Regions from separate parts of the Homo sapiens genome. Here region 2 is linked to region 1. The links are chromatin loops, found by intact Hi-C in ENCODE. Cell type or tissue: right lobe of liver. All regions are shown on one strand. Each heading gives the region's core, and the rest is flanking DNA. Links, peaks and the distances in the headings are about the cores only.

What was found. Peaks named below come from ENCODE experiments on the same cell type or tissue, not always from the same donor. Only the 100,000 strongest peaks of a DNase experiment are listed, where the experiment ranks them.
Region 2: a loop joins it to region 1, with 2.0 times the contacts of the local background. A loop is called at or near these places in 62 of 110 quality-filtered maps.

The regions. Positions count from the first base shown.
Region 1 is chr7:90,326,019-90,342,067 of GRCh38, reverse strand. It overlaps LOC107986715 (a long non-coding RNA gene), which reads left to right. Exons shown (of 4, transcript XR_001744961.2): 2 at 317-373; 3 at 1,168-1,246; 4 at 9,632-10,450. LOC101927446 (a long non-coding RNA gene) reads right to left here and starts at 6,845. Exons shown (of 6, transcript NR_110085.1): 1 at 6,497-6,845; 2 at 5,484-5,574; 3 at 3,761-3,902; 4 at 1,544-1,692; 5 at 469-553. In right lobe of liver, for the core only: no CTCF peak of the experiment used is centred there; no DNase peak of the experiment used is centred there.
Region 2 is chr7:90,404,052-90,420,100 of GRCh38, reverse strand. CLDN12 (claudin 12) reads right to left here. Exons shown (of 4, transcript NM_001185072.3): 2 at 14,493-14,582; 3 at 8,052-8,094; 4 at 4,147-7,457. The coding sequence starts at 7,424. The coding sequence ends at 6,690. Among named protein-coding and RNA genes, the nearest start is that of CLDN12, 8.6 kb to the right of the region's middle. RefSeq lists an enhancer at 15,935-16,049. In right lobe of liver, for the core only: a CTCF peak has its summit at 7,025 (motif pointing right); a DNase peak (open chromatin) is centred at 7,070; H3K27ac peaks cover 2,098 bases.

The DNA.
Region 1 (16,049 bases), core at 4,076-9,075:
TATACATGGTAAGCTACAGCATTGGGCAGAATAGTAATTGAGCACAATTGTTCCCATTGTATATTCCACATACAACACATAACAGAGTATACTCTGAGAAGGTATAGAACATATACTTATTGGAAGACATGGTTGTATAAGTAAAAATGAAGTTTAATGAGAACTCATTTTATGCGAGTTACACAGAACATAAAAATACAGATTTTTAAAACATTTTTAAAGCATCATAAGCACTTAAAAGAGTCATAATTTTTTTAAATTAGGTCTGTAATAATTATATTTGGCCTTTAACTTTATTTTTTTTCATTCAATCTAGTTCTTGCAACAGCACCGAATTCCTCATTTGGTTACTGTGGAGCTTCCAGAAATTTTGGTATTCATTTCTTATATCTATTTCCTCATTTCCCATGTATTCATCAACCCATTAGAACTTTGCTTCTGTTCTTATTTCAGTAAAATTATACTTACTGGGCCGTTTCCTCAGGCCATATCTTATTTGACTGGGAAATGTCTACTAGTGAGGCAATTGGAGTTATGGGGTATGCCCTAAATGCTAACAAAGGAGAAAAAATGAACATATCAAAAGATAGTATAATCCCTGTAACTTTTGATTTTATGTAAATTTTAATTCTTGGTAAGAAAAAATATATACCAAAACCTCAGTATGTAACAAATGTTGGGGGGAAAAAAGCCACCAAGCATATATTCCTATACATATGCTTATACCTAAGCATCACCTCCCGATCACCACCGAGGTCTAAGAAAAATCTTAATAAGGTTTCTGATGAACAAAGGAGAGGCTAAGTCCTTATTTAGAGAGAGTAAAGAACAAGTTGTTTACTCTAGGAAGCCTGATAGGATGGAGTTGGTAGAAGGTTTATGTGAAGGTGATTTTTATATTACTTTTACATTGAAGAAGCCCTAAGCATAAATCCTAATACAACTTTTTTTTTTGTTCTCTCATTATGTCTTAAATCTTTTCAGTGGTGGAAGCTTTTACCCATCATTAAATTTGAGTTCCAAGATTTTCAGCTCACATTTAGATAATGAGCAGTCCTAAAGACCTCTTAAGGCCCAAAACACTTCCTAGATTCAGAAATTAGAGTGTTGGTTTCTGTATAATATTTGAAATTCTCAATTTAAAGTTATGTCTTTTCTTTTCTTCAGCTAGTGCTGATTTTAGGTGCCAGCTTGCCATAGCTTCAGGGCACTCTAGATTTGGAGCATTGGAGGGAAGAAGAGAAAGGTAATATGGAAATGCTTACTTTAACTTGTCTTTGGTGGGCCAGATTTGAGTTCCTGGAACTGGCAGATATTTAGGGTAACTCTCTCATAGTGCTTTTGTGGGCACTTGAGTCTCATCAGTGAAGTCTCTCACTTCTGGTTCCCTAGTGGATGGGTCTCTATTTGAGTGATGGCTTTAGAATCTCTCCACCCTTACTACCTCCAGCAATCTGGCATACACCTAGATTTCATCCTTGTGAATGGGGCCCCCTTGATTTCTTTCAGCAGCACTATTGGACTGAATCCAAGGTGAACTCACCCTCATATGCAATCCACCTCCAAGTCGTGGGAAACACTCATGTAGATTTTACTTGGGCAAATTTAGGAGCGCGGGCCAATCACAAAGGAAACTCTCCTCTTTTACCACCAAAGTGGTTGGTGGGCCAATTTCTCCATCTCTTGATTTCCCTGGACACGAATCAGAATGCAGTTATTATGCCCTACCGCTTCAGGAATAACATAATAAGCAGTATCAGTACACTTGGTGGAGGCCCCAGCCCATCCAAATGAGCATGAAGAAAGAGATCAGGCACCCTCTCTTCCATTCTCATTGGGAGTGGAAAACGTAAGAGGTCTAAGAATTTTGTGATTATTTCCTTTAAAAATTTGAGTTTGTGTCTGGCACCTTACTTGGTATAAAGCATCTGCTTCATCTCGATCTGTTAGCTAGAACTTGTAATTCAGTATCCTGAGATATTTCCTTTTAGGGGAAATATGAAATTACAGGCTGAAATTGAATGTGACACATTATTTTCTATTCTTTCTTGCTTCTCAGCATGATCTGAAACTCTTGTCATTTCTCTTTTTAGCTAATAATTTAGTATAGGTGAGCTGGAGAAGATGTTAGTATGAATTCTTTTTCTCTTTATAACTTTTCTATTATAATAACTGATATTTATTCCTACCTCTTCTATACTTTTTTCTTCCAAAATGTAAAGGAAATAATAATCCTTCAAGTAAATGTCTGAGGACTGATCCTGGACTATGAGAACTGCTCTCTTGTGTGCCATTAATTTCAAATTTGAACTTCTCTTTACTTACTGTGTAAATCCTCTCCCTGACAAGACTGATTACATCTTTATTAAGGAGTTCATCTCTCATTTGAAAATGTTTTTCATCTTAGAAAAAAATATTACTGTTGTCAATCTTGCCATGTAAGATTTGACAGAAAATTCTTTCATAGATGAAATGTAGTTTTATCTTTTAACAAAGAAAAAATGTGTTTTATTAGCTGATGAACATTTTTTTGTTATTTTTTAAAATTTTATGTTCTGTATTTACTTGTCACTGACTTGAAGCTCAACTCTTTTGTTAAAAGAAAGTGACATTAAAACAATGTATGGAAATTAACTTACAGTTCACACAGCAGAAAAACCAATAATTACATCAATTTTATATTCCTTCCTTCTAAGATATTAAAGTGTTGCAACAAGAAAGCAAACAAAGATTACTTAGAGAATATTACTATGAGGTAAATATAAAAGGCTATAGCAGAATTAGGACATAAAATTGAGTAATCTTGCCCATTTTATTTACAAAGTCACACAGGAGTTACCACTGAGTCAAAGCCATCAGCCCAGCATTTTATTAAAAACAGTAGCCCCCCACCAAAAAATGAAAATTGCCATGCTAGTGCTAGTCATGATGTCTGAGAATTTCAGGTGGAGTTGTTAAGTGGTCAGAACCAGAAAATTGAGTTTATTGAATTATTTTGTCCTGTTACATTCTGTAGGTCTTAAATACCTGAAACCTCACTTCATATCTTTTTAAATAGGTCCATGGTGGCGTCAGGGTTAATCATTCTCTTTTTTATCATGGTATGTTTGGTAAAGATCAGGACTGTGGGCCGGGCACGGTGGCTTATGGCTGTAATCCCAGCACTTTAGGAGGCCGAGGCGGGCGGATCACGAGGTCAGGAGATCGAGACCATCCTGGCTAACACACAGTGAAACCCCGTCTCTGCTAAAAATACAAAAAATTAGCCGGGCGTGGTGGCAGGCATCTGGAAGTCCCAGCTACTGGGGAGGCTAACGCAGGAGAATGGCGTGAACCCGGGAGGCGGAGCTTGCAGTGAGCCGAGATCACGCCACTGGACTCCAGCTGGGGGGACAGCGAGACTCCGTCTCAAAAAAAAAAAAAAAAAAAAAAAACAAAATAAAGATCAGGACTGTGGCAATTTTGTACTGTTCCAATTCAGCTGCAGCTGTGCTCCCCAGAATTTCCTTCCTGTATTAGTCCATTCTCACATTGCTGTAAGGAACTACCTGAGGCTGGGTAAGTTATGAACAAAAGAGATTTAATTGACTCATAGTTCCATAGGCTGTGTAGAAAGCATGGCTACGGAGGTCTCAGGAAACTTAATCATGGTGGAAGGTAAAGGTAAGGAGGGAAATCTTCACATGGTGGAGCAGGAGAGAGAGCCAGCAAAGGAGGAAGTGCTACACACCTTAATCAACCAGATCTCATGAGAACTCACTCACTATTCCAAGAACGGTAAGGGGCCGGGCGCGCGCGCAGTGGCTCACGCCTGTAATCCCAGCACTTTGGGAGGCCGAGGCGGGTGGATCACGAGGTCAGGAGATCGAGACCATCCCGGCTAACACGGTGAAATCCCGTCTCTACTGAAAGACAAAAAAAAAAAAAAAAAAAAAACAAATTAGCCGGGCATGGTGGTGGGTGCCTGTAGTCCCAGCTACTCGAGAGGCTGAGGCAGGAGAATGGCATGAACTCAGGAAGCGGAGCTTACAGTGAGCCGAGATCACGTCACTGCACTCCAGCCTGGGCGAGAGAGCGAGACTGCATCTCAAAAACAAAACAAAACAAAACAAAACAAGAACAGTAAGGGAGAAGTCTGCTCCTATGATCCGGTCATCTCCCATGAAGCCCCTCCTTCAGCACTGAGGATTATAATTCAATATGAGGTTTACTTGGGGACACAGAGCCAAACCATATTATTCTGCCCCTAGCCCCTTCCAAATCGCATTCTGCCCCCGGCCCCTCCCAAATCTCATGTCCTTCTCACATTTTGGAACACAATCATGCCTTCCCAACAGTCCCCCAAAGTCTTATTCTCTCATTAACTCAGAAGTCCAAGTCTAAAGTCTCATCTGAGACAAGGCAAGTCTCTTCCACCTATGAACCTGTAAAATACAAAAGAAGTTAGTTACTACCAGGATACAATGGGGGTTTGCGACAAGCCTGAGCAACAAAGCAAACCCTGTTTCTACAAAAAATTAAAAATAATGAGTCAGGTGTAGTGGTGCACGCCTGTAGTCCCAGCTACTTGGGAGTCTATGGCAGGAGGATTGCTTGAGCCCAGGAGTTTTGAGGCTACAGTGAGCTCTGATTATGCCACTGCAGTCCCACCTGGCAACAGGGTAAACCCTGTCTTAAAAAAATAAAAAGAAGCTCAGCAAACCCCAAGAAGTTGGATAAATACAAAGAAAACCACACTGTTGTAAAGAATTTGACCTCTGTCCCTGGGAGATGACCTCTAAATCCTTGGAATTTTTTGGGGTGATAGAATTATCTTTTATCCTTGATGGGCCCTTGGGATCACACTTGAGTTTATGCAAATGAGATGACTCAGGCTGGGGGCTGACCATATCAGAATGACCAACTATGTTATTGCATGTGATATAAGCTGTACCTCTTGGTAGGGTGGTGGGTGGTGGGTGGTGGGTGGTGGGGAGGGCTGGGGATTCAGTTCAATCATGTGACCAATGATTCTGAAACTGATGCAACAGACCACTAGATGGTTTTTTTGGATAAATATAGAAATTGACCCTTATGGTCTTAAAGCTTGAAACTTACCTATCTTTTATGTGAGTTCCTCAGGAAAGGACCCCCAGGCCTCTCAAAAAGTATCAAAGAGGCCAGGGACAGTAGCTCTCACATGTAACCCCAGCACTTTAGGAGGCCAAGGTAGGGCAGATTGCTAGAGCCCAGGAGTTTGACACCAGCCTGGGCAACGTGGTGAAACCTCATCTCTATAAAAACTACAAAAATTAGCTGGGCATGGTATCATGCACCGATAGTCCTAGCTACTCGGGAGGCTGAAGTGGGAGGATTGCTTGAGTCCAGGAGGGTGAGGCTGCAGTGAGTGGTGATTGTGCCACTGCACTGTAGCCTGGGCAACAGAGTGAGACCTTGTCTCAAAAATAAATAAATAAATAAAGTATGAAAGAACTGAAACTCACCAGACAATGAGAGTTCAAGCCCTCATTCATCACGATTGGTTTCTTACCCCACCTGAGTTCCTGCTTTTCCACACGTAATTATGTTTCTTTCCTGCTAAATAAACCCCTAATTTTAGTTGGTCGGGGAGATGGATTTGAGACTGATCTCCTATCTCCTTGACTGCAGGACCCCATTAAAGTCTTCTTCCTTGGCAATAATGATTGTCTTAGTGACTGGCTTTCTGTGCAGCAAGCAGCAGGACCTGGACCAAACCCCTGATATTTCAAGTTACAGTTCAATCAATCATGCCTATATAACAAAACTCCAAGCTGGGTGTGGTGGCTCACACCTGTAACCCCAGCACTTCGGGAGGCCGAGGTGGGTGGATCGCCTGAGATCAGGAGTTCAAGACCAGCCTGACCAACATGGTGAAACCCCTTATCTACTAAAAATACAAAAATTAGCTGGGCATGGTGGTGCGTGCCTGTAATCCCAGCTACCTGGGAGGCTGAGGTAGGAGAATCGCTAGAACCCAGGAGGCAGATGCTGCAGTGAGCCAAGATCATGCCACTGCACTCCAGCCTGGGTAACAGAGTGAGACCCTGTGTCAAAAAAAAAAAAAAGAAAGAAAGAAAGAAAAGAAAAAAACCGCCAGTAAACATTCTGGCACCAAGGCACAGGTGAGCTTCTGTAACTGGCAATTATATATTAATGATTCAAAAAAGTAATGCTCTTAGGACACAGAAGCTTTTGTGTTTGGAACCTTCCCAGACTGCATTCTGTGGATCTCTTCATTTTCTGGTCCTGATCTATATCCTTTATAATAAAACTATAAGTATAAATACTTTCCTGAGTTCTGCAAGTCATTTCTAGCAAATTACAGAATCTGATGGGGCAATGGGAATGCCTGAATTTGTAGCCAGTCAGTCAGAAGAACAAGGACCTAGCAATCCCGGGCTTGCAACTAGTTTCTGAAGGTGTTACTGGTGGAAGATATTGTGTCCGGAATTGGTGGGTTCTTGGTCTCACTGACTTCAACAATGAAGCCTTGGACCCTCGTGGTGAGTGTTACAGTTCTTAAAGGCAGCGTGTTCAGAGTTTGTTCCTTCTGATGTTCAGATGTGTTCAGAGTTTCTTCCTTCTGGTGGGTTCGTGGTCTTGCTGGCCTCAGGAGTGAAGCTGCAAACCTCCACGGTGAGCATTAGAACTCCTAAGGCAGCAGGTCTGGAGTTGTTCATTCCTCCCAGTGGGTTTGTGGTCTTGCTGGCTTCAGCAGTGAAGCTACAGACCTTCGTGATCAGTGTTACTGCTCATAAAGGCAGTATGAACCCAAAGAATGAGCAGTAGCAAGAGCTTTTGCAAAGAGCAAAAGAACAAAACTTCCACAGCAAGGAAGAGAACCTGAGCCTATTGCCCCTGCTGGCTGGGGAAGCCTGCTTTTATTCTCTTATCTGGCCCCACCCACATCCTGCTGATTGGTTCATTTTACAGAGAGCTGATTGGTCTGTTTTACAGAGACCTGATTGGTCTGTTTTGACAGGGTGCTGATTGGTGCATTTACAATCCCTGAGCTAGACACAAAAGTTCTCCATGTCCTCACTAGATTAGCTAGATACAGAGTGCTGATTGGTGTATTTACAAACCTTGAGCTAGACACAGAGTGCTGATCGGTGTATTTACAATCCGTTAGCTAGACATAAAGGTTCTCCAAGTCCCCAGTAGACTCAGGGGCCCAGCTGGCTTCACCCAGTGGATCCCGCACTAGGGTCCCAGCGGGAGCCGCCTGCCAGTCCTGCCCCGTGTGCCCGCACTTCTCAGCCCTTGGGCGGTTGATGGGACTGGGCACCGTGGAGCAGGGGGCGGCGCTGGTCGGGAGGCTCGGTCTGCGCAGGAGCCCACAGGTGGGGGGGAGGGTGCCCAGGCTGCAGGTCCCGAGCCCTGCCCCGTGGGGAGGCGGCTAAGGCCCGGCGAGAAATCGAGTGTAGCGCCACAGGGCCGGCACTGGTGGGGGACCCCGCGCACCCTCCGCAGCTGCTGGCCCGGATCCTAATTACCCTCACTGCCCCGGGCCTGCGGGGCCGGCTGGCTGCTCCGAGTGCGGGCCCGCCAAGCCCACGCCCACCCAGAACTCTAGCTGGCCAGCAAGCGCGGCGCGCAGCCCCGGTTCCCGCCCGTGCCTCTCCCTCCACACCTCCCCGCAGGCTGAGGGAGCTGCCTCCGGCCTCGCCCATCCCAGGAAGGGGCTCCCACAGTGCGGCGGGGGGCTGAAGGGCTCCTCAAGCACGGCCAGAGTGGGTGCCGAGGCCGAGGAGGCGCCAAGAACCAGCGAGGGCTGCAAGGGCTGCCAGCATGCTGTCACCTCTCAGTATCTGAGTTACCAGCGATGAATCTGTACAGGTCTGCAGCAACATCAGTTCTTGCCTCCTCAGAATAAAGAATTTGATGGAGGGGCATAAAGCAGAAAAAAAAGAGACTTAGGCAAGTTTCAGAGCAGGAGTGGAAGTTTATTAAGAAGGCATTAGAACAGGAAAGAAAGGAAAGTACACTTGGAAGAGATCCAATCAGGCAACTTGAAGAACAAGTGCAGTGCTTTACCTTGATCCTAGGACTTTATAGGCTGGCCCCTTTCCCATGATTCTTCCCTTAGAGTGGGCTGCCTGCATGTGCAGTGCACTCCTTGTGCTTGGGAAGTGAGCGTGCGTGGTGTGTTTAGTTGTACACATGCCCATCTGAGGCTTTTTTCCCTTTTCTGGTGCTGTGCCCTTGGAAGGTCATACTCTGCCATTTTGTGTCTTAATGTGCATGCTCAGTAAGTTCCTTCTCTCTGGCATCTATATTCAGTGGACACTTCAGTGCAGTAGCTGTGGATCATCAGGAAATGGCCTCTCCCTTGCACTGGCTACCAATTTGTCACTTTTAGAGAGTCAATGTGATAATTGCTGAACCATCACCTGACATTCCTAGTGGCTGGGGGAGAGCCCTCACGTGCCCCACTCATGCCTAACTACCTATAACAAAATAAGGGAGCTCTTATGGAAGACTGTACCCTTAACTTGTGAAATTTGACCTCACTCTAGGTAATGTCAGAATTGCATTGCACACACCTGGCACATTGTCAGCAAGTTGCAGAAAACTAAAGATATTTTGAAAGCTGTCAGAGAAAAATGACACATTACATATAAGGGAATTGTGATTTGAATGATTGATGTCTTCTCATCAGAAAAATAATGGAGACCAGAAGACAGTGGAACAACATCTTTAAAGAATAAAACAAAACTCAAAACTACATTAAATTCTATATCCAGTGAAAATAATTCTAAAAGAATGATGGTGAAGTAAAATACATTTCCAGATAAAGAAAACTAAAAGTATATGTAGCCAGTGAACACGTACTATAAGAAATACCAAAGAAGTTCTTCAGGTTGAAGAGAAATACAACCAGATGGAAAATCAGGTCTTCAGCGGCAAAAAATAAAGAGCACTGAAAATGATAACATTGCATCATAGGATTTATAACGTAATGCATTTGACAACTATAGCAAAAAGGATGAAAAGGTGAGTAAATGAACTCATACCTTGCAAGATTTCTACATTTTAAATGAATTGATTCAATATTAACTCTAAGTAGTCTGAAATATTAAGGATATATATTGCAATGCTTAGAACAACCACTAAAAAATTATGCAAAAAAGGAAAACGAGGATCCTAAAATACACAATGTTTATATGCCTTTGTGTTTGTCTTTATGTCCTAAGATAAATTTGTATTTCTTGTTCTTAAACAATAACAAAATATTTTCTACTAATCATCCCTTTTGGAAGAGGTAAGGACTAGTGATCTCTTTTTCACTTCCCTCCTGAACTATTTTTTTCCTGTCTCTGAGACAGTCTTTTGTTCATCTTTGTCTCCTGTGTTCCTGAAAAAAGAATGCCTTCTTTCTCTTCAATTAGTCAGCTGTCAACAAGTGCTTGTTTTCTCTGAAGGGTACTTACTTGTTTCAACTTCATTTCCTGCTTTCTTTCTCCCCAAGGTGATTGAATCGCACTTTGATAAATACATTGTTATTAAAGTTTACTAGAGGCAATTGCAATTGTAGATGTTTCAAATTAATGTCTTTCATTATACTGAGTCAAAAAGTTAATGAATTGAAAAATTATTCTTTTTGTAGGTATTCAGCAGCATTACTCAGTCAACATGTCCTGACGGTGTGTGGAGTGACCTTCTAGATTTTGTGGGGAGTGATGATGGCAATATTTCCTGGAGAAGCACGCTCAATAAAGGAGAAATGGGATTAACACAACTGTGACAAAACTGCACTAAGTGATTGGAAAGTAGGAAGCATGTGGGCAAATGAATAGGCTACTGGCCTGATTAAACCAGGAAATCTCAAGCAGCACTGGAGTTCTGAAAGAATTAAGGGGTGTGGCTGGTGGAAAGCTGACAAAACTCCCTCAGAGGGGGCAATAGCATGGATATGAAATAGAAATCAGCTAAAAATATTTATTGTGTCCATTGTACTATATACCAGTCATTAAAAACATGTGAAATAGAGACATTTTTATAAGCTTGTAGGAGAACATTATATGCTTTCATGGAAGAAAGACAACGTATTATAGTCATTCAAAAATGGATGTCAAGTAATATAGTGAATATAGATACCCAATTGCAGAGGTAAAGCTCAGTTGTGTAGAAAGAGCTTTAGAGTTGGGTCAGGTGAAAGAGATAAAGGGAGAAATGCTCTATGATATGACTTATAGATGAAGTCTGGGGATAACAGAAATATTCTAGGAACGGGATGATGGTGAATATATTGCTGCTCGTGAAGACAATTCTAATAAAAAAATGCGTGGCTTGGAAAACATACTTGCTTAGTTAGATGGCTTGTTTGGGCTATGATGATAAATTAGGTGGATTCGTTAGGTAATACACTTGACTTTATAAATAACCAACTGTAAAATCTAAACATTTACATAAATTTATCATGACTGTCTTAACATGTGTTGTGTGCTTCTGAGTTTTCCGCTTCTCTTCCATTTTGCCAAATGAAAAATCTGTCTCAAATCCAATTCTCCTACCGCTCTCTAAAGTGTTTGACCCTACAGCAGTCTTCTGGTTCTTCAACTATGTCCTCTCTTTGGTTCTATGACATTATATCACCCTGGAGCTTACATAGGCTGATTATTCTTTCCTGTCTTCCTTCATTGATTCCATTTGCAGTTTATGAGCCCCGAAATTTGGGCATAGGTCCCCATATTCATCTCAACTTTCTTTTATCAATGTATACTGTCATGGTGGCACTAATTCACTAATTTTCTTTTTTCTTTTCTTTTCTTTCTCTTTTTTTTTTTTTTTTTTTTTTTTTTTTTTGAGACAGGGTCGCACTCTTGTTGCCCAGGCTGGAGTGCAGTGGCACAATCTCAGCTCACTGCAACCTCTGCCTCCCAGGTTCAAGCAATTCTCGTGCCTCAGACTCCTGAGTAGATGGGATTACGGGTGCACACCATCACGCACGGGTAATTTTTGTATTTTTAGTAGAGACGGGGTTTCACCATGTTAGCCAGGCTGGTCTCGACCTGCGGCACTAATTTTCTGTCAAAACAGAGACCTCTCAAACTAGTTATATTTCTAGATAAATTTTAGATATTCCAGAAGATCCAGAATCAACTCTAATACAACACATCCTAAATCAAATTCATTCTCCCCTAATCATCTTCCTTTCGATCTTTCATATTTGTCAATGACACTCCATAAGCAGGTATGCTGAAAGCACTCGTTCTTTTTTGTTCTCGCTCCATCTCATATCAATGCGATAAATCACCATGTTTTATCTTTCTTTTTTTTTTTTTTTTTTTTTTTTTTGAGACAGAGTCTCGCTCTGTCTCCATGCTGGAGTGTAGTGGCGCAATCTGGGCTCACTGCAACCCCCGCCTCCCGGTTCAAGCGATTCTCCTGCCTCAGCCTCCTGAGTAGCTGGGACTACAGGCGTGCACCCACCATGCCCAGCTAATTTTTGTATTTTTAGTAGAGACGGGATTTCACCTTGTTGGCCAGGATGGTCTTGATCTCTTGACCTTGTGATCCATCTGCCTCGGCCTCCCAAAGTGCTGGGATTACAGGTGTGAGCCACCGCACCCGACCTATGTTTTATCTTTCTATCTTTGAAATATGTCATTTCTGTCATTGTTCTAAATGTTTTATTATGCATTATTTGATAATAGAAAAATATATATTCTAACAGATATATCCTATACATGTTATATATATTCTAAATATTCTAACATATATAGTTAGAAACCATAGGCGTAAGAAGACTAGTGAAATCACTGTCTGTAAAGACACTCTATAAATTCTTTCCAGATCTTGTTTCCTCATATATCTAAACATAACCACTCTCCTGAATTTGTGTGAATTACTTCCTTACTATTAAAACTGCTTTATCAAATGTATGTATTTGTAAAGAAAGAATATATGGTTTAATTTTGCTTGTCTTTGAACTTCATAAAAATGATATATTCAGCAATCCATTTTTTAAAATCTGTAACTCATATAGCTGTAGTCTATTCCTTTTCACTGTCAAATAACAACTTGCAATGTTGGATATACCACAGTTAATTTATCTATTATGTTAGTGATCATTTTGATTTTTTCCATGTTTTTGCTTTTGTGAACAATGCTACCATGAATATTCCGTTTTAGGGTATGTTTCTTGTCACCTATTTGCAAGAATTTCTTCAAGATATATTCCTGGGATTGAAAAACTTATTGCAAGTTACATACTTGTTCAGACTTAGAAGATGGTGCCAGTTTGTGTTCTAGACTGATTGTACCAATTTATGCTCCTCCTAGCACTATGCAAGAGTCCTACTGCCTCATGTGATGGTTAGTTATATGTAACAACTTGACTGGCCATGGGGTACCCAGATATTTGTTTAAATATTATTTCTGGGTGTGTCTGTGAGTGTGTTGCTGGATGATACTAGCATTTGAATTGGCAGGCTGAATAAAGCAGATTGCCCTCCCCATCAGCCAATTCATTGTATAGGCATCATCCAGTTCACTCAAGGCGTGAATAGAACAAAAAGGTGGAGGAAGGGAGAATTTACTGATTCTTCCTGACTGATTGAGCTGAGACATTAGTCTTCTGCTCTCACACTAGAACTTAACACCATTGGCTCTCCGGGTTCTCAAGCTTTTAGGCCTAGACTTGAACTTACACTGTCAGCTTTCCTCGTTTTAAGGCCTTTGGACTCAGGCTGGAACTATACCACTGACTTTCCTAAGTCTCTAGCTTGCAGATGGCAGATTGTGGGGCTTCTCAGCCTCCATAATCACATGAACCAATTTTTTATAATACATCTCTTCATATATATATATATATATATATATATATATCTTTATATAAAATATAATATATACATATGTTAGCTAGATCCTATTGGTTCTGTTTCTTTGGAGAACCCTGACTAACATTCTTCATATGTTCACCAACACTTGACACTTGATATTTTTTAAGTCGGAGTCTCACGTCACCCAGGCTGGAGTGCAGTGGTGGGATCATAGCTCACTGGAACCTCAAACTCTTGAGCTCAAGTGATCTGCCCACCTCAGCCTCCCAAGTAGCTGGAACTACAGGCACATGGCACCATACTCAACCCAGTTAAAAAAAATTGTGGAGTAGGGGCCTTTCCAAGGATAGTCTTGAACTCCTAGCCTCAAGTGATCTTCCTGCCTTTGTGTCCCAAAGCACTAGGATTACGGGCATAAGCCACCACACCCAGTCTCCAACACTTGATATTGTCAGACTTCTTAATGTTTGACCTGATGGGTACAAGTGCACATCTCATGGCCCCACTATGTTGCCCAGGTTGTTCTTGAACTCCTGGGCTCATATAATCCTCTTGCCTTAGCCTCCCCAAATGTTGGGATTACAGGCATGAGTCACTGAATCTGGCCTTCTTTAGGAGAATTTTAGCTATCTTAGGCCTTTGCTTTACCATATAACCCCCTAGAGTCACATTTTCATTAACCCTATTGCACTTTCCTGCCTGCAATTAAATAATGAATATGTGTGTGTATTTATTCATTATTTATGTTTCCTAATCTATGAAATGCCTCTTTATGCCTATTGCCCAGATTTCTATTATTGTGTTTATCTTTTTCTTGATTCGATGGAAGTGTCTTCTATCTTGGCTCTTAATCCTAATTCATTTGTGATTATAAGTGCTGAATATATCTTCTCTCAGAATATAATTATTTTTTATCTTTATAGTGTCTCGTGATTAACAGGACATTAATTTTAATGCAGTCAAATGTATTAATTATCCTTTTATGGTCAGCACTATTTGTGTCTGGTGTAAGAAGTCCTTCTCAACCCCAAGATCAGAAAGATATTCTTCTGATGTTCTTTTTAAAGTACAAATGCTTTGCTTTTCATATTTAAATTAATAATATACCTGGGATTGATTTTTATGATGGTATAACGTAGGAATCTAATTTCGTTTTCCATATGGGTAACCAGTTTTCCCAGCTTTATTTATTGAAAATCCACTGTTCTAATGAGAACATTTGGACACAGGGTGGGGAACATCACACACCAGGGCCTGTCGTGGGGTGGGGGGAGGGGAGAGGGATAGCATTAGGAGATATACCTAATGTAAATGACGAGTTAATGGGTGCAGCACACCAACATGGCACATGTATACATATGTAACAAACCTGCACACGTACCTTAGAACTTAAAGTATAATTAAAAAAAAAAAGAAAATCCCATGTTGTTTTACACATTTCTATAAATGGATAGGTTTATTTTTAGGGTCTGTAATCTGGTCCATTGTTTAATTTCTTTATTCCTGAGCCAATAACCTCCCGTTTAATAACTAGTGAGTACCCTGCTCCTTACTGTTCTTCTTCAGGATAATTTTTTTTTTTTTTTGAGACAGGGTTTCACTCTGTTGCCCAGGCTGGCATGCAGTGGTATGATCATGGCTCACTGTAGCCTCAACCTCCCTGACTCAAGTGATCCTCCCACCTCAGCCTCTCAAGTAGCTGGGACTACAGGCATACACCACCATGCCTGGCTAATTTTTAAAATTTTTTGTAGCAACTAAGTCCTACTATGTTGCCCAGGTTGGTCTGGAACTCCTGGGCTCAAGCAATCCTCTTGCTTTGGCCTCCTCACATGCTGGGATTACAGGCATAAGCCACTGTGCCTGGCCTTCTTTAGGAGAATTTTGGCTGTCTTGAGCCTTTGCTTTACCATGTAACTTTTAGCATCACATTTTCATTAACCCTGTTGTGATTTTGATTGAAAATGCATATATTACTTTGGGCAGATGATATCTTTATAGATCATATATTAGCATTATTTTTATTTAGATTGTCTTTTATGTCTTTCAATAAAAATTTTAAAAATCTCCACTTAGAATTCATTTACCTATGTTAAATTTATTCCTAGTTACCTTATACATCTTACTGCTATTGTAAATGGCATCTCTTTTCTAATTTATATGTTCTGGTCTTTTGCTCGTATATAGTTGATGCAGTAGATTTTGTAGATTGATCTTATATTCAACCACTTAACAAAACTTGTTAATTTGTCAGTATAATTTATGTTATTATTATTTCTAAGCAAATGATTCCACATAGCATGCTGTGCTAGGCACTATTCAGAACACTAAATATTTATCACAACAGCCCTTTTAAGCAGGGTCATTTTTCATCTCCATTTTACTCACAAGGAAATTAACCACAAAGAGATTAAATCATTAGCTCAAAGCCACAAATTACCATCTGAACACAGAAGGGAGGACTTAAACCCAGGCAGTTGATTTCTAAGCTCCATGCTCACCAAGAGCTTTGCTGCCTCTCTGCTAGGCTATCCAGTTGTGATCCTTCCCTTTCCTTCCCTGCCCTGCCCGGCCCTCCCCTCCCCTCCCCTCCCTTTCCCTCCCCTCCCCTCCCCTTCATTCCCCTCCCCTCCTTTCCCTTCCTTCCCTCTCTCTTTCTCTTTTTCTCTCTTTCTTTTCCTTATACCACTCCCCACTTTTTTCTAACCCTTTCTTTGCAGGTATTATTTTAAATGTTAGCAGAGATGATGCACATCTTTTCTCGCTCCTAAATTAAAAGAGAATTATTTTAGTATTTTACCATAAGAAAGATGTTTGCTGTAGGGTTCTAGTGGATAACATTTATGAGGTTAAGAAAATTTTGTCTAGTCTTAGTTTGCTAAGAGTTGTTTTTGCTTTTTAATCATGAATGGGTGTTGAATTTTATCAATTTATTTTCTTTTAATTTAAAAAAAATTTTTTTTGAGACAGAGTCTCACTCTGTCACCTAGGCTAGAGTGCAATGGCGTGATCTTAGCTCACTGCAACCTCTACCTTCTGGACTCAAGTGATTCTCCCTCTTCAGCCTCTCAAGTAGCTGGGACTATAGGCGTGTGCCACTGTGCCTGGCTAATTTTTGTATTTTTTTGTAGAGACAGGTTTTTGCCATGTTGCCCAGGCTGGTCTCGAACTCGTGAACTCAAGCAATTTGCCCTCCTTGGCCTCCCAAAGTGCTAGGATTACAGGCATGAGCCACCGTGC
Region 2 (16,049 bases), core at 4,899-9,898, 77 kb before region 1:
GGTTGCAGTCATCTAAAGGTTTGGTTGGGGTTAGGGGGATTCACTTCCAAAATGGCTCTCTTACATGGGTGGCAAATTGGTACAGATTGTTGGCAGAAGGCCTCAGCTCTTCCTGTGTTAATCCTACAGCTGTATGTGTCCTCACAACATTGTGGCCGGCTTACCCCAGAGTAAGTGATCCAAGACAGAACAAAACAGAAGCTATGTCTTTTATGACCTATAACCTCAGAAGTCACACATCATAATTTCTGCAAAATCCTACTGGTAACACAGCCTGCTCAATGGGAGAAGAAAATACACAGGGTATGAATATCAGGAAGCAAGATCACTGGGTCCATCTTGGAGGCTAGCTACCACATTCATCATGCCACTTTTTCTATAATAATGAGTAATAGAGGAAACAGATATTCCTTGAATAAGGACTGTGACCAGTCAGTCACAGAAAAGGAATATTCCCCGTTATTTATTATTAAATTCACTTTTTTTTACACATTCATCTTGTGAGATATTGTGTCAATAATCACCAACAGTCTTATCATCTCTGGGCACAGTGAAAAAATTCTTCTAGACAACTCATGTCTTTGTGCTTAGACTGTTCTAAGATGTAGCTGCCAAATTTTATTTTAAGTATGGGAGAAACTAGGTATCAGTTGCATTTTTTCTTTGTTTTTTGAGATGGAGTCTCGCTCTGTCACTCAGGCTGGAGTGCAGTGGCACGATCTCGGCTCACTGCAACCTCTGACTCCCGGGTTCAGATGATTCTCCTGTCCTCTGCCTCCTGAGTAGCTGGGACTACAGGCACATGCCATCACACCCGGTTAATTTTTGTATTTTTAGTAGAGACGGGGTTTTGCCACGTTGGCCAGGTTGGTCTCGAACTCCTGACCTCAGGTGATCCACCTGCCTCACTCAGCCTCCCAAAGTGCTAGGATTACAGGCATGAGCCACCGTGCCCAGCCTCAGTTGCATTTTATTAGGATCATTCTGCAGCCCTGTGTATAGATAAATTTGTGGTAGGGTAGGAGAGCAATATTGGAGACAGAGAGACCTGTTAAGAGGCTATTTCAGATAGCCCCTTTATCACAGATAACATTTTACAACTCTCAGCATTGCTATTATTTTTCATTTCCTCATTAGCTAACCTGAATCTCAGCAAACGTGTCTTGCCTAAGCAGCGGTGTGCCAGTAAATGTTTAATAATCAGCTCTCAGGAAAAGGCAAAGCAAAGCCCTAACTTGCAGCATTTAACAATTTCTAGAGCATAAGTACTTTCACCCTGGCCAATTCCAAGCAACCAATATGATGTCACAGGTTGGGCAGTTGGGAGGAGATGTACACACTGGTTCTTGTGGGCCAGTACCACTTGGCTCCAGCACTCCACTGCTACCTTTGAGCTCTTAAAGCAGAAGCAGCCAGAGAAGCAGGTTAGCAGTTCTGGAACACAAGGGACTAGCTGAGTCTCGGCCCTCATCCACATGGCCAGCAAAGGTGAAGATGGGCTCACCCCAGAGAAGGGCTACCAGGGCCTGGGGTTTCCCTGCAGCAGCCTCCTGGTGCTAAACTGCCACCTGGATCTTCCACACCACAAGATTATCTTTTGAAAGTGAGGTCAAGAAAGGGGGCATGGAGAAAAAGACAAAAGTTACTTAAAAATGTAAGTGAGTTATCTAGATTTATTTACTAGATTCACTTTCAACAATTTGAGAGTGAACCTTGGAAACAAGGCCACTAGGTATTATACAATGTAAAGTATCAATAATGTCTTTTCTCTTAATGAGAAGCTGTGCCTTTTTTCCTATAAAGCAAAATCCTGGAGATATAAGCATATATTCCATCTTTCTAAAGAGGATTTTGGTTAATAAGACCACCCCAAAATCATGATTACTAGACTTTTGCTAAGAGGTCCAGTCACACTGGGTTTTTCATATAAAATAAGAAAAAGGTTCTTTTTCTTCTCATCAACCATTTCGCTATCTTCCCCAAATTTTGCTGAATACAATTTTCTATAGAACAACCTGAAAAGTTGGCATATTTTGAAACAAAATACAACAAACCAACCCAAATCTCCCTGTAATAGCAGACTTGGATATGAACACCAGGCAGGATATAGATGTGCTTTTTCTCCCCAAGTCCTACAGTCCTGCAGTGAGGTTCAAAGGGCTCTCTTGCATGCTATGGCACTGACATAGAAGCTGGCTGGGCTGGAGGGTAATGAGCCACCCAGCAGGTACAGGGGGAATGAACCTCTCCTGGAAAGGGTCCTCTAGTATGTGTGGGGTAACGTGAGTACGCTTTCAGATTGAAGACACTGCTAACCAACAGAAATGGAACAGCTAATTAAGTTACCATCCAGTCCTGTGTTTCTGTGACTTTGATTTACAACTCTTCTGCAGGGACTTTTTAGTTTTTCAGGACAGAAGATCTGACACAAATTCTTTTAAAATCTCTCCTAAAAGAGTTTATTTTATAAAATATTTTGGAGATAGGACTATATTTTTATGCATTTTTTATAAAAATGAAGAGATATGAGATCAGGATAGAGAAGGAAACAAAAAGCATAAATGGGACCAATGAGCTGCATGTTTCAAGATTAGACTCAGGCAATACCTCAGAAATATTGTGGCCTTCTCCTTGCATCATATCAGAAAGTGCATGATGTTGCTTTTTCTTATTATTGGTGACAAACTTGATCACTCAGCTAAGGTTGCCAAGTTTATCCACTATAAAGTTATTTTCCTCTCTGAAATTAATAAGCCATTTTGTACTTTGAGACTAAGCAAATATCCTGCCTCTCATAAAAAATTCAACTAGTTTTAACCCCATTGATGTTTTTCTCATTTTTTTCTCTACTTTTTATTTGGTATTTTACTATAAGAAAGAGCTTTTCTTTCTTCCCCTATTTATATCAGCATGGACATATGGATTTGTATTTTATTCAATGAGTTATAACCCATTACTATCATTTATTTTGATGTTCAGATTGTCCCAGATTTGGCCAATGGGAGCACCTTCAATCTGGCGCCTGTGAAATTTGATAAGCTCCCATGATTCTTTGAGCGTTTCCTCACTTTTTGGCAGAATAAGATGTGCTGGGCCTTGGATAAAACTGGTTGTGTCTGATGGTTCTAAGTAACATGTATTTCTCACTTCTGGTTGGTAAACCAGTCTCTGGTGAACCTGGTTAGCCCGAATGGTTTCTCTACCATTTATTCACCCTCAGTGAACCTGCACAACAGTCCAGAACGGACTGTTGTTCGTTAGTGTAACCCAGTTTGAAGTAGCTTCTGATTTCCAGTGCAACATATGGCTCAGCTATCTAACCTATCAGAGCCACAGGTTTCAGTGAGAAGTGTATGTAAGAACTGCCCCAACACAGGTGTAATCCAAAACTATACATTCATCACAGGTTTCAGAAATGTTGAGGTGACATGCCTGTCAGGACCACTTCTCCTGGTAACCTCGAGCTTTGAAGAGTACGGAAAGTTCCCTCTACTTAACTGTTTGAGAACTGAACTCCCAGTCTCTAAGATCACAGGCTGAGAAAACTCCATTGATGAGGCAAATCTGGCCCACAACTTGTCTCTTTGCAGACTGTTTAAAAAAAAAAGAAAAGGAGAAAAAAAAAAGCCCAGTGAACTGTTAGGACCACAGGACTACTTGGACTACTCTTAGAAATGGATAAAACGTCTTGGCACTTGTGGAATAAAAGTTCCATGTTTTCCAATTCCTTTCTAGTTCCTTTTTCTGAGACAAAGTCTCTGTCACCCAGGCTGGAATGCAGTGGCATGATCTCAGCTCACTGCAACCTTCACCTCCCATGTTCAAGCAATTCTCGTGCCTCAGCCACTCGAGTAGCTGGGATTACAGGTGCACACCACCATGCCTGGCTAATTTTTTGTATTTTTAGTAGAGACAGGGTTTCACCACGTTGGCCAGGATGATCTCAAGGGCCTGACCTCAAGTGATCCGCCTGCCTTGGCCCCCCAAAGTGCTGGGATTACAGGCGTGAGCCACTGCACCCAGCCTTCCAGTTCACACGTTTTAGAGCTTTAAATGGAACTGTCTTTTTCAATTTACATATATCTGAGAAACATTTCTCAAAATATTTCACCTTAAAACACTGAGGAAAAAAACAGAAGCAGAAACTTGTAAAAATACATCTTTTAATAAACATTAAGAAGTACAGCGCACTTTTATTGAGGTTTTACATTGTAGTTTACAGCAAATATACTATCCATTGTAGTGTATATGTACAAGTAAAGTAAACTTAGGTTTGTTTTCTCTCCCATGGCTGGATAAACCAAATCTGATACATCCACATTTAAGGTTGTTTTCCAAGTTGGTTTCCATAAAAGGCCTTTAACAATAATAGGCTTTTAACAACAAAAAGGTATCCCTCCCATCACAATGAGAGCTTGATGAGGGCTCAAAAGTGACTTCAAAAACTGTAAATAATTATTTTCCTTGGACGGCTTTAAAAACAGCTACTGATAGCAAATCAGAAACACTAAAGAAAAAAGACAATAAGGAAACAGCTGTTTGTCTAGTGAATCCATAATAAATACCAATTTGAGGCTATAGATTACAAAGCCAAAATATTCTTATAGGAAAGTTAATGTTTATATTTACAATCCCATGGACTAAAAAAACTGTCTAATATCTTAAAGACTGAGTCTACCTTTATTTAACATTGTTTATACACAAAGACCCAAGGGATGGTAGAATTCTTGATCCTTCTGGACAAAAGCATAGTGAGAGGGGACTGAAATTAACAAAAAGGGAAAATTAACATTAATCTCAAAATTCTACCCATCGTTGTCTTAAAATGATCAAGACTCAGCTACATCTGAGAAAAAGGAAAAGGATCAGAAGTGAAAGAAATCAGAAGCCAGTAATTAAAAAAATCATAACCTTGTGTGCTTTCTACTGACGGCATTTAAAAATTTATACAACTAGATTTATTCGCTATATATATAAACTAGTGTTGGAATTAGGGGAAAAAGTACCAAATACATCTACACAAATACTAGAATCATATTCAGAATTGCAAAAAGGCATAATAATCTGTTTACCATATAACTAGCTGTTTGTAAAATCTGTAATGGTTAATAAAAAATCCTTACGAATATAGTACTAATATGTAGTAAATTACACCAATTAAATAAGCAGCTCAAATTCATAAGGCTAAAGACCCAATATCCCTGAATTTCTAAGTGTTCATCTCAGCTTTAACATGGTTTCATCTAATTGTTACCTCATCAGAAGAGACATTTTTAATAACTCCTCCATCCTTAATACATCATCATACTTTCAGAAGTGGAGAGGGAACAATTTCCCTACCACTTTTGTCCATTCTCATAAATCAGTGTTATTACAAAATCTAGGCTAGCACAGGTGCCTTAAAGGATACAATGGACTGAAGTAAACAGAATTTCAAGGTCCAGGATATTGTTGGTGTTGTACAATTTGTCTGTCTGCCAGAAAGTTGTGTCTCTGGTTGAAATATTCCTGGATCAATGATTAAGAAGTTAAGGCCAACTGCCAACGAAGTCAGATTATTCCCCAACTGCCAGGTAACATTTTGATCTTCTCTATTAAAATGTCTTACTGGATGGAACCAGATCTCATACTTTTCATGTATCCTCTATAGCACCTACTAAAGTGTTAGGCAGAGATATATGCTCAAGGAAATAATCAGTGACGGGGGCGAGAAATGAATCAAGGGTGAATGAATCAAGGTTATGGTAAAGCCATACCTTACTTCACCCATAACTCAAAAGGCAGTCACCAGAGTAAATCTCTAGTGTACTCACTGAAGAACAGACTTCTTGTCCCCTACTAAATTATGTCTGAAAGAGAACAAACCATTATGGCCCTTTTATTTATTTCTCCTAGCCACTAAGAGATTGTATATGGGCACGAGTACTGCTTGATGGAAGATATCTCCAAAAAAGAGTTTTCTGCCTCAGAGGAAACACTAACCTGTCATAAAGCACATTCTAATCCCAATAATACAATTTATGGAATCATTAATGTTAAAAATTATTACATGTTATTCATAAGTAGGTGATATTTAGAATGGTAGTCTTATTCTAACATCGTTAAAATACGTTTTACTTTTAAACAGTGGCATGAGGTAGAAGAAAGTCACAAAAGAAAGTAATCTTCAACATACTGACACCTATTCATACAATTAGCCCCGATAGAAGAGTTACAGCCTTAAGCTAGATTATTGACTACTATTAAAATATTACCCTTACCTGAAATAAATTTCTTATATTTGAAACTGCCTTTTCTTTGCAGTTAAAGGTATTATAGAAAAAGAAAAATACACACTGAAATTTTCATGAAGATTGTATACAACAGCTTCTGCTAACCATCATTCTTTAACATGTTGCTCTACATTACCTCAATTGTGATGCAGGCCTCTTCCACTTAAATAATTAATTAGATATCAATATGAAGGCTAAAATTCCTTCCAGTATAAGAAGCAAAATTTAAAAAATTCACATTTAATATAATATACTTCTCATAAAAACTAGCAGCACTTCATTCTACTAGGACATATAAATTTGGCTTCATTGATTGGTCAAAAACAAAGGAAAATGTATGTAGGTCCAAAAGAGCTCTTTGCACAAGGGGAATGTGAGGCTACAAGAAGTTTTCTTTAACAATTAACTATTTCCCCATTAAGTGGTGTGTGAAACTACTGGAATGTCAATTTCAATGGCAGAGAGGCGAGAGCGTGCTGAATAGGGCTGTGAGTAAGTATGCATACTGGGTGGATGGGAGTACAATGGTTGCCAGAAAGGAGAAGGCAAAGATTTGCATGTACAATACCAAATAAATAGTATAAGGGAAGTCATAAACAGGCCCCCAGCACTAGCAATAGTGACATACACTGCATAGTCAAATGAAAAGACTGGCTCAAACTTCTTGTTCAGATGGATGTTATAAAAGATGACCCAGATAGATGGGGAGAGGCTCACAGTACCTGCCAGGAAAAATAGCAGCCCAGCCACCAGGTGGCAACCTGCACTATTGACCAGACACTTGGCCAGTTTGATGTTGGGCACCGAGGACCTGAAGGCAGTGTTGCACATTCCAATCAGGCAGAGCAGCAGGGCACCCATGGCGATCAGCATGCTGAGGGGTAGGGCAAACTGGAGGACACGCAGGTCCAGCTGGTCAACTGATGAGTACCAAGTAGTGTCGTACATCAGGCAGTCACTGCTCCCGTCATACCGGGCACATTTCACCCACAGGCCTGTGTAAACAGTCAGGTTCTTCTCGTTTCTGTTGAATGTGATCAATCGTAATTTTCTCCAGTTGGGAAGCAGAGTCCCTGCAAAGAGGCCTGCTACTGAGGCGATTCCACACAGGAAGGAAAGGACTGTGGCTGCGTGGACATCCCGACAGCCCATGGCAGGCAAGCTTGTGGAGTACTGTCAGTCAGACTAGGGGGTGACACACAAGAGGACAAATCATGAGGGGACAATAGCAGAACAGAGCAGGAAGGGTGGTGCCAACTGGCAACACATCTAATGATGAAATGTCAATGCAAAGAGGGAAAGTCTCTCCCTTGTTTCCTCTCTGTACAGTACAAATGTATATACATGCAGGTGTGTGTGACCTCAGAGCACAGGTGCACACACATTTGGTTATTACTGACTGGGTCATAGAGCAACTAAAATCTTTAGCCATCGGTATTTTTCTTCACAATTAAAAAAACAACCAAGATAATGTTAAAGTCTCTTACAATCACACCTTCAATCTTCTTTTTGTCAATAATCGTTCTTTCAACACATATACATCAAGCACTCTGTATGTGTCAGGCACTCACACAGCAAGGGCCCACTCATCAATCATCAGTTAGCTACAAACACCACAAATTCAGCCTCAAATGCTCATGCAGCAGGGGTGAAGGTGGCTCATAAAAAGCAAAGGTGTAGGGAAAGAAGCAGTACAGGACAGGGGAATGGTTGAGAGTCAACTCTTAGCAAGGTTGCTTGAATTCTAATCCCCATCTCCTCACTTACTAGCTCACTGACCTTGGGCCAGATTCAGAACTTCCCTGTGCCTCGTTTTCTTCATCTGTGAAATGGAAAAAATAACAGTGCCAACCTTGCAGGGTTGTTCTATGGGTTCAATGAGATAATATAATGTCAAGTGCTTAAAACATGTCTAGAACACAACAAATGCTATGCCAAGTGTTAACTACTTCTTAGCATTCAGTGACCCAGCTCACTGCTTGGCACATCACAGGAGTTCAAAGAACATTCATTGAATGAATGTTAAATAAGAAAAAACAAACTGATCTCATTCCTATGTACTAGGCACACTAGGAAATTATAAAAAGTAAATGAGCTCATCTCCAATGAGTCAGTCAAATGAAAAGATGAGAACAATGGTCCCTGAAATTATTCTGCTTAATTACTTCCTTGTTGATTCAACATGACCCAATTACTTCCTTGTTGATTCAAGATGTAGATTTTCAGGGAAATCTACAGCACTTGTTGGTTATTACTACTACTGTTCATATAAGACGAATGCAAACATTTTTCAAGTAACGACAACCTATTTCTATTAATGCTATTATAAGAAAAACAGTCGCCAGGCCTTTCATTCCAAATTAAAAGGCCATGTTCTTTTTCTGTATATGGCAAACTATAAAAAGCTTGCATCTTATTCAGCTTTAATTTCCTCAAGGGTCTGATATTCACTCTCAAAGCAGGACTCAAATGTATTTTCTCTGCCTTCTATAATGCCTACTATGAGGCAATAGAGCAGACTACTTCAGTAAGGTTTACTTTTTTGTTCAGAGCATGATGAAGGGGCAAGGTTGAGAATAATTTTTATTTCTGAATACAGTTCCATCAACCTTTGCAGAATCAAACATCTGCTGGGATGGTGAAGTTGTGTTTCCAAGCTTTCAGGATCAGAAAGACAATTATGACCAAAATGCTAGGAAGCTGGCTTAGAATGTGATTGTTGCATGAATTCCAGTGGGAGGGCACAATGTTCTTTAGAAAACAATGTTATTTGTATATTTAATCTAGTCATATAATATAGGAATAATTTTTTCTTTTTCTTTCTTTTTTTTTTGAAACAAGTCTTACTCTGTTGCCCAGGCTAGAGTGCAATGACACAATCATGGCTCACTGCAGCCTTGACCTTCCAGGCTCAAGCGATCCTCCCACCTCAGCCTCCTGAGTAGCTGGGACCATAAGCACACGTCACTATGTTCAGCTAATTTTTGTATTTTTTGTAGAGACGGGGTTTTCTCATGTTGCCTAGGCTGGTCTCGAACTCCTGGGCTCAAGCAATCCACCAGCGTCAGCCTCCCAAAGTACTGAGATTACAGGTGTGAACCAGCCCTCCTCCTTCCACCCCCACAATTCTTATTCCCTTTCTTCTTTTCTTTCTTTTAGAGACATGGTTTCACCATGTTGGCCAGGCTGGTCTCGAACTCCTGGCCTCAAGCAATCTTGCTGCCTTGGCCTCCAAAAGTGCTGAAATTACAAGCTGGGATTATAGTCATGAGCAACTGCGCCCAGCCAGAATAATTTTACTAACCAAAAAAATGCCTATGTGTACATACATATATTCAAATATACACAAATAGCATATATAAATGTACAATATAAAAATCAGAGTTTAAGCACAAGTAACCATTTTTAAAGCCCTCAAGTTAAACATGGTTAGTTCTAAGTTTTTCCATTAGTATTAGTTTAGTATTTATTATGTTACCTTCTGTCAGTATTATCAGAAGTAGCAATTTCTTAAGAAAATTTTATGAAAGGGAGAGACTAATTACAGTATTTTTTTCAAGCAAATTGGGAAAAAGCTGTCTTGCTTAATTGTGGCAACCAAACACCTCAGTACAGCAATGGAAACTAGTACAGATTTGAGAATGTTTGCACTGGAAAAAGCTACTAGAAATGCCAAGCTCTAGGATACAGCTCTCTGGTGGTCTTTGCTTATTCATCTGTCTATCTCCCCCATACAACTTGTGTGCCTGGCACACAAGTGATTCTAGGATTATTTGAATAAACGAGTATTGGGCTCTGTACAAAGACCCCAGTAACTCACAAAGGTGGGCCACTGGTAATGAAGAACTGTACAAGGAAGTAGCTATTACTAAGAAGCAATCATTCATTCAGCAAGTACTTACATCATGCTGAGTGTCTAGCATATGCAAAACACTCTGTTAGGCCCTGGAAAGACACCAAGACCACTGATAACTGGACCTTGCTCCCAATGTGTTTATAGAGACTTGTGGAAAGAAACGGCTGTCTTATGTAAACTCAAAGTGTTGGTGGTGAATCAACTGTATAATTACTACGTATCAAGTGATTATTGTTAGGTGTTAAGCAAAGTGAATAAGGTACCTGTTCATAAAAATTTATCAGGCAGGAGTTAAAGACTGAGAAATGAAGGAGAATAAGGATTTGATTAAAGTTGTGAAGACATAGGAAAAAGGTTCCCTCGTTTCTTTCAAGCTTCAGAAGTCTTCAGATAACCCACTCAAAGTCCTAATGCAATCACAATTCCTTCTTGCTTTCAGAAGTAATATACTGGCTGGGCGAATTGGCTCATGCCTGAAATCCCAGCACTTTGGGAGGCCAAGGCTGGTAGATCACTTGAGGTCAGGAGTTTCAGACCAGCCTGGTCAACATGGTGAAACCCCATCTCTACTAAAAATACAAAAACTAGCCAGGCATGGTGGCACGTGCCTGTAATCCCTGCTACTCAAGAGGCTGAGGCAGGAGAATCGCTTGAACCCAGGAGGTGGAGGTTGCAGTGAGCCAGATCACACCACTGCACTCCAGTCTGGGTGACAGAGCACGAGACTCTGTCTCAAAACAAACAAACAAACAAACAAACAGGAACAAAAAACAAAAGTAGTATAGAAATAATTGGAATTTCAATGTAATTGAGATTTCTCCAATCAAACTGCCCTGTAACACTGATTCCTGAAATGTAAATGGAGTGAGAAACAAGATCAGGATGTATAACTCCATTATTAATAAATTCCAGGCCAGGTGCTGTGGCTCATGCCTGTAATTCCAGCACTTGGGGAGGCTGCGGTGGGAGGATAGCTTGAGCCCAGGAGTTTGAGACCAGATTGGGCAACATAGCGAGACCCCATCTCTACAAAAAAAAGAAAAATTAATTATTAAGAAAAATAAATAAATTCCTATAATTCTTAGCCTATAGACTATCAAATGACATTAATGAAGAGAGGTACGACAATATATATTTCAGTAGTAAGTGCTTTTAACTATATTCTGCATCAAATCAATACAAATATTATATTGGTTCTCTGAAATTGCCTTTGATGAAGCATTCTTAGCTCAGATCTCAGGGATGGACAGAGGCCTATCTATACAGAGTCAACAAGGATACCACGGCACTTTTTCAGAAGGGAAGTACTATTAACCTTAATTCTTAAGCTAAATTTTGGCCTGATACTGGAATTAATGTCTAGCTTCTTTTGGCTACTTCACCTTGTATGCCCTGTTCTTAATTTCAAATGCCTATGATTTGATAAGTCATATATCCCACCAGAGAGATAAAGTAATTTCTTTTAAGACAGGGTCTTACTCTATCACCCAAGCTGGAGTGCAGGGCATGATCACAGCTCACTAGATTTCAGTGAGCTGAGATCCTGGGCTCAAGTAATCCTCCTGCCTCAGCCTCCTGAGTAGCTGGGATAACAGGTGCATGCCACCATGCCAGACTAATTTTTAAGTTTTCCCTAGAGATGGGGTCTTGCTGTGTTGCCCAGGCTGGTCTTGAACTCTTGGGCTCAAGCAATCCCCCCACCTCCACCTTTCAAAGGGCTGGGATTACAAAAGTAAGCCACCATGCCTGAAGTAAAATTTTATAGGATAGTTTGGGGAAAGAATATGTTTGATGTTTTAAAACAAAGATAATGCTGACTTCCCGATTAGGATTTGTTCATACTTGCAAGGGTAAAAAGACCTCTACTCTTGTGCTGTGTCAATTAGTTTTAATCCACAATAATTTTTTTCAAATGCAAACCTCATCCGCCATTCCATTTCTTACCATTCAATAAGTTCCCATTTCCCACAGAATAAAATCTCTAAAGTTTCAACTCCTCCCCATAGCTTACACCACCTGATTCCTACCAAATTCTCAACCTTCGTATGTGCCACTCTCCCACCCCACACACTACAGTCTATGCAGCCAAACCACATTTCTTTTGACTTCCCAAATTTTCCACTTTCTGATTTGGTTAAGGGCCTTCCCTCATGGTCTTTCTCCTAGAACTTTCTTAATTCCAACCTATTCTTTGCTTGGCTAATATTTACTCATTCTTCTAGTGTCCAGGGAGGCTTGTCCTAAACCTCCCCCTGTCCCTGGTTATATGCTGTGGTAGCACTTTTGCACTTTTTCTTCTGTAGCAGTGATCATTCTTATAACTCCTTGTTCAGTGTAGTTTTCTTTCCCATCAGACTGTGAATTCCAGGGACAGAGATCCCTTTGTTTTGTTCACTGTTCCCTATACTGGCACATAAAAGGCACTCGATTATTTGCTGAATGAATGAACAAACAAATGGAGGTTCTGTATAACTCTGGTCAGAATACAGACAGAAATTTAGTCTCAGTTCCATTCACTTCATTTGAGAGAATTCACACCACCCTGTGTTCTGATACATCCAGACTGTTTCTAGACTGTGCCCCTGCTTTCTCCTTTTTGGCCAAAAGACTCCCATTTTACAAAACAACATTCATTTTCTTACCCCAGAAACCTGTGATTAGCAAAGACAAGGCCATCCTTAGGTACCTACATGCAGACTATGATTCTAGAAATATATATCTAGGTTTAGCAACACTGTCTAACTTCAACAAATGGTTTGAAAGTCAATTATTCCTGGCGCGGCGTGGTGGCTCATGCCTGTAATCCCAGCACTTTGGGAGGCCGAGGTGGGTGGATCACGAGGTCAGGAGTTTGAGACTAGCCTGGCCAATATGGTGAAACCCCGAGACTCCATTTCAAAAACAAAAAGTCCACTGTTCCGGTATTGATTTTTCTGTTTTCAACTTAACAGGTATGTCATGAATTAGACATACTTCTCTTAAGAGTGGTTAATATATCAAATTAATATTTATTAAAGCTAAACAATATATAGTTTTTTTAATGGAGAAAAAAAAACATCTTTTTGCCATGTGAAAATCCCTAATTAGGGACTGTGGAAAACGTGCAAGGCTAAGAACACTTTAACAAATCTGTCAAGCAGTCATGAGTACTAGCTGGATGAGAGCTTTGAGCTAGGTCATACATACACATAAGTGGTTTGTTGTTTCCATCCAGGAGGCTGCTTGGTATTGTTGTCCAGGAGACCAAAGACCTGAATAACATTCATAACCTATCATTTACAAACTGGACAAGTCACTTATGTCCTCTGAACCTCCAATTTTTCATCTGTAAAGTGTCCCACAAAGTAGTAAAATCATGAATAGCAAAGTCCTTTGTAAACCAGAATATGGTCAGAAATGTAAGTCAGTAATGATTATTAGCAGGCTTATTTACTTTTTTCAGCTAGAAACATACTTTTCTTCTGGACCCTCAGCAAATGACTACAGATGGTTATAGTCATATAACAAGAAGGACAGAACATTCTCTTTGGAGATACTGACCAAATCAAATAGAGACTCTATTTCAAATAACCACTTCACATTTGTCATTTGACTCTCTGTTCCACCGTGACTCAGAAAAGTAGATAAAATTTGATACACAATTAAATGTTATCAGAGACATAATTACGAATAAAAATATTTTCAAATTATATATTTTCTGTGGTTTTGAATAGAATTTAAAGAAGGCTGGAGCAGGAACAGTGGCTAAGAGCTTTAGGAAGTCATGTATCCAATAGACCCTGTACTATTTTTTCCAGGCACAATTCTGAGTTATAGTTACAAGAGTTACGAGAGTACATATGTCTAATAGCAGCTAGCTTCTATTTTTTTGAGACAGGGTCTCGCTTTCTCACCCAGGCTGGAGCACAGTGGTGCAATCATGGCTCACTGCAGCCTCGACCTCCGAGGCTCAAGCAATCCTCCCACCTCAGCTTCCAGAGTAGCTGGGACTATAGGCATGTACCACCACAACTGGCTAATTTTTTAAAATTTTCTCATACAGTCAGGATCTCGCTATGTTGCCCAGGATGGTCTCAAACTCCTGGGCTCAAGGGATCCTTCCACCTCAGCCTCTCAAAGCGCTAGGGTTACAGGGCTGAGCCACCATGCCCAGCCCTAACTTAATTCTTGATGGTAACATTGAGAGTTCCTTCTACCTATAATTTGGGTTTTCTTAGAAACTGTAAGTCATCAGTCATTGTACTCACAAGAGAGGTCTGTCCTATACCTCTATTTTGTTGAACAAGAGAAAAAAAAAGAGTCATTGTTGGCAGATGTGGTAGCAGGAGGGAGGGAAATAAGATATAATTAAAGGACGTACTTACGCTTTGAGGTACCTGACAGTTCCAAAACAGCTTTATTCAGCTTAGAAGAGACACATGAAGATCTGAATACAGAGTAGCAATAATCTGAGCCTAAAGAAATAGGAAAAATACTCCAAATTAACATAGTACTTCTCTAAAAACCCTGCTTGAATTCCCATGGATTAGAAGAAATGATTAGTAATCACCTAAAACCAATGAAATGTTATACTAAAAAGGGCAGACAGTAAGTTTTTTAAAAAGGCAGTTTAGCAGGGGCACAGTGGCTTACACCTGTAATCCCAACACTTTGGGAAGCTGAGGCGGGATGATCACTTGAGCCCGAGTTCAAGACCAGCCTGGCCAACATGGCAAAACCCCATCTCTCCTAAAAATACAAAAATTAGCTGGGCATGGTGGCTCATGCCTATAGTCCCAGCCATGTGGGAGGTTAAGGCACAAGAACCGCTTGAACCTGGGAGGTGGAGGTTACCGTGAGCTGAGATTGCACCACTGCACTCCAGTGTTGGTGACAGAGAGAGATTCTGGCTCAAAAAATAATAATAATAATAATTAGCCAGGTGTGATGGTGCACACGTGTTGTCCCAGTTTCTTGGGAGGCTGACATGGAAGGATCACTTGAGCCCAGGAGTTTGAGGACACAGTGAGTCATGATCATGCCACTGCACTCCAGCCTGGATGACATAGCAATGATCTGTCTCAAATAATAAAAAAAAAAAAATAAAAAGGCTGTTTATTCCTTAATTCATGCATTATATATGAGAAATATATAGAATATAGAAAAATACGTAGAAATAGAAGAAAAAAATTAACTCATCTTGTGACTTGAGAATATAGGAGAAATGAGGATGAAAAACACTTTGCTGTCTTGGGAATATATGATTGATATTTAATGAATGTTTTAGATCATTTTCATGACTACGGTGAAAGGATAAGGAAGGTGGTGAAAGACTGTGCAGTTGTCTTGGAAGTAAAAGAAATTTTCTTTTACATTTTTAAAAAAGGACACTGACAACAAGACCAGACAAAGTTGATCTGAATTCTGCATCCTGAAATTTGCAACCAGAATGCTTAAAAAAAAAATAGTTCCACCAATGGCTCAACCTGATACTTAAAGATGCTTCTATATATCTACTTTAAACATTAGCCACTTCCTCTTCAAATACCATTTATCTCAAACAGGTAGGATGAGAATGGAAACTCATTATTATGTGCGCCTGAGAGTTTCCTGGATTGAGGCGTTCATCACTAGCCCTATTACGATCATTATGTAGAATGCTCTCTGCAACTGGCTGCTCGGAGATTTCAGTCAAGTCCCCCCCAACCCCTCCCCCGCCCCAAATGTGTTTCTTGGGTTGGTATCAATCATAATTGCACACTCCAAAGTCAGAGGAAATCGTTTTACAATTAATAACGCACAATAGAATCCTTGAGCAATCATTTTAAGTGAGGTCACCAAGTCTGACCTTTCCCTAACGTGGCTATGGGCCCCTTACAAGGCCGGGTGCACAGAACTTACAGGAAAGCAAACCAAGCTTCCAGAGCAATCCGCATCCCCCT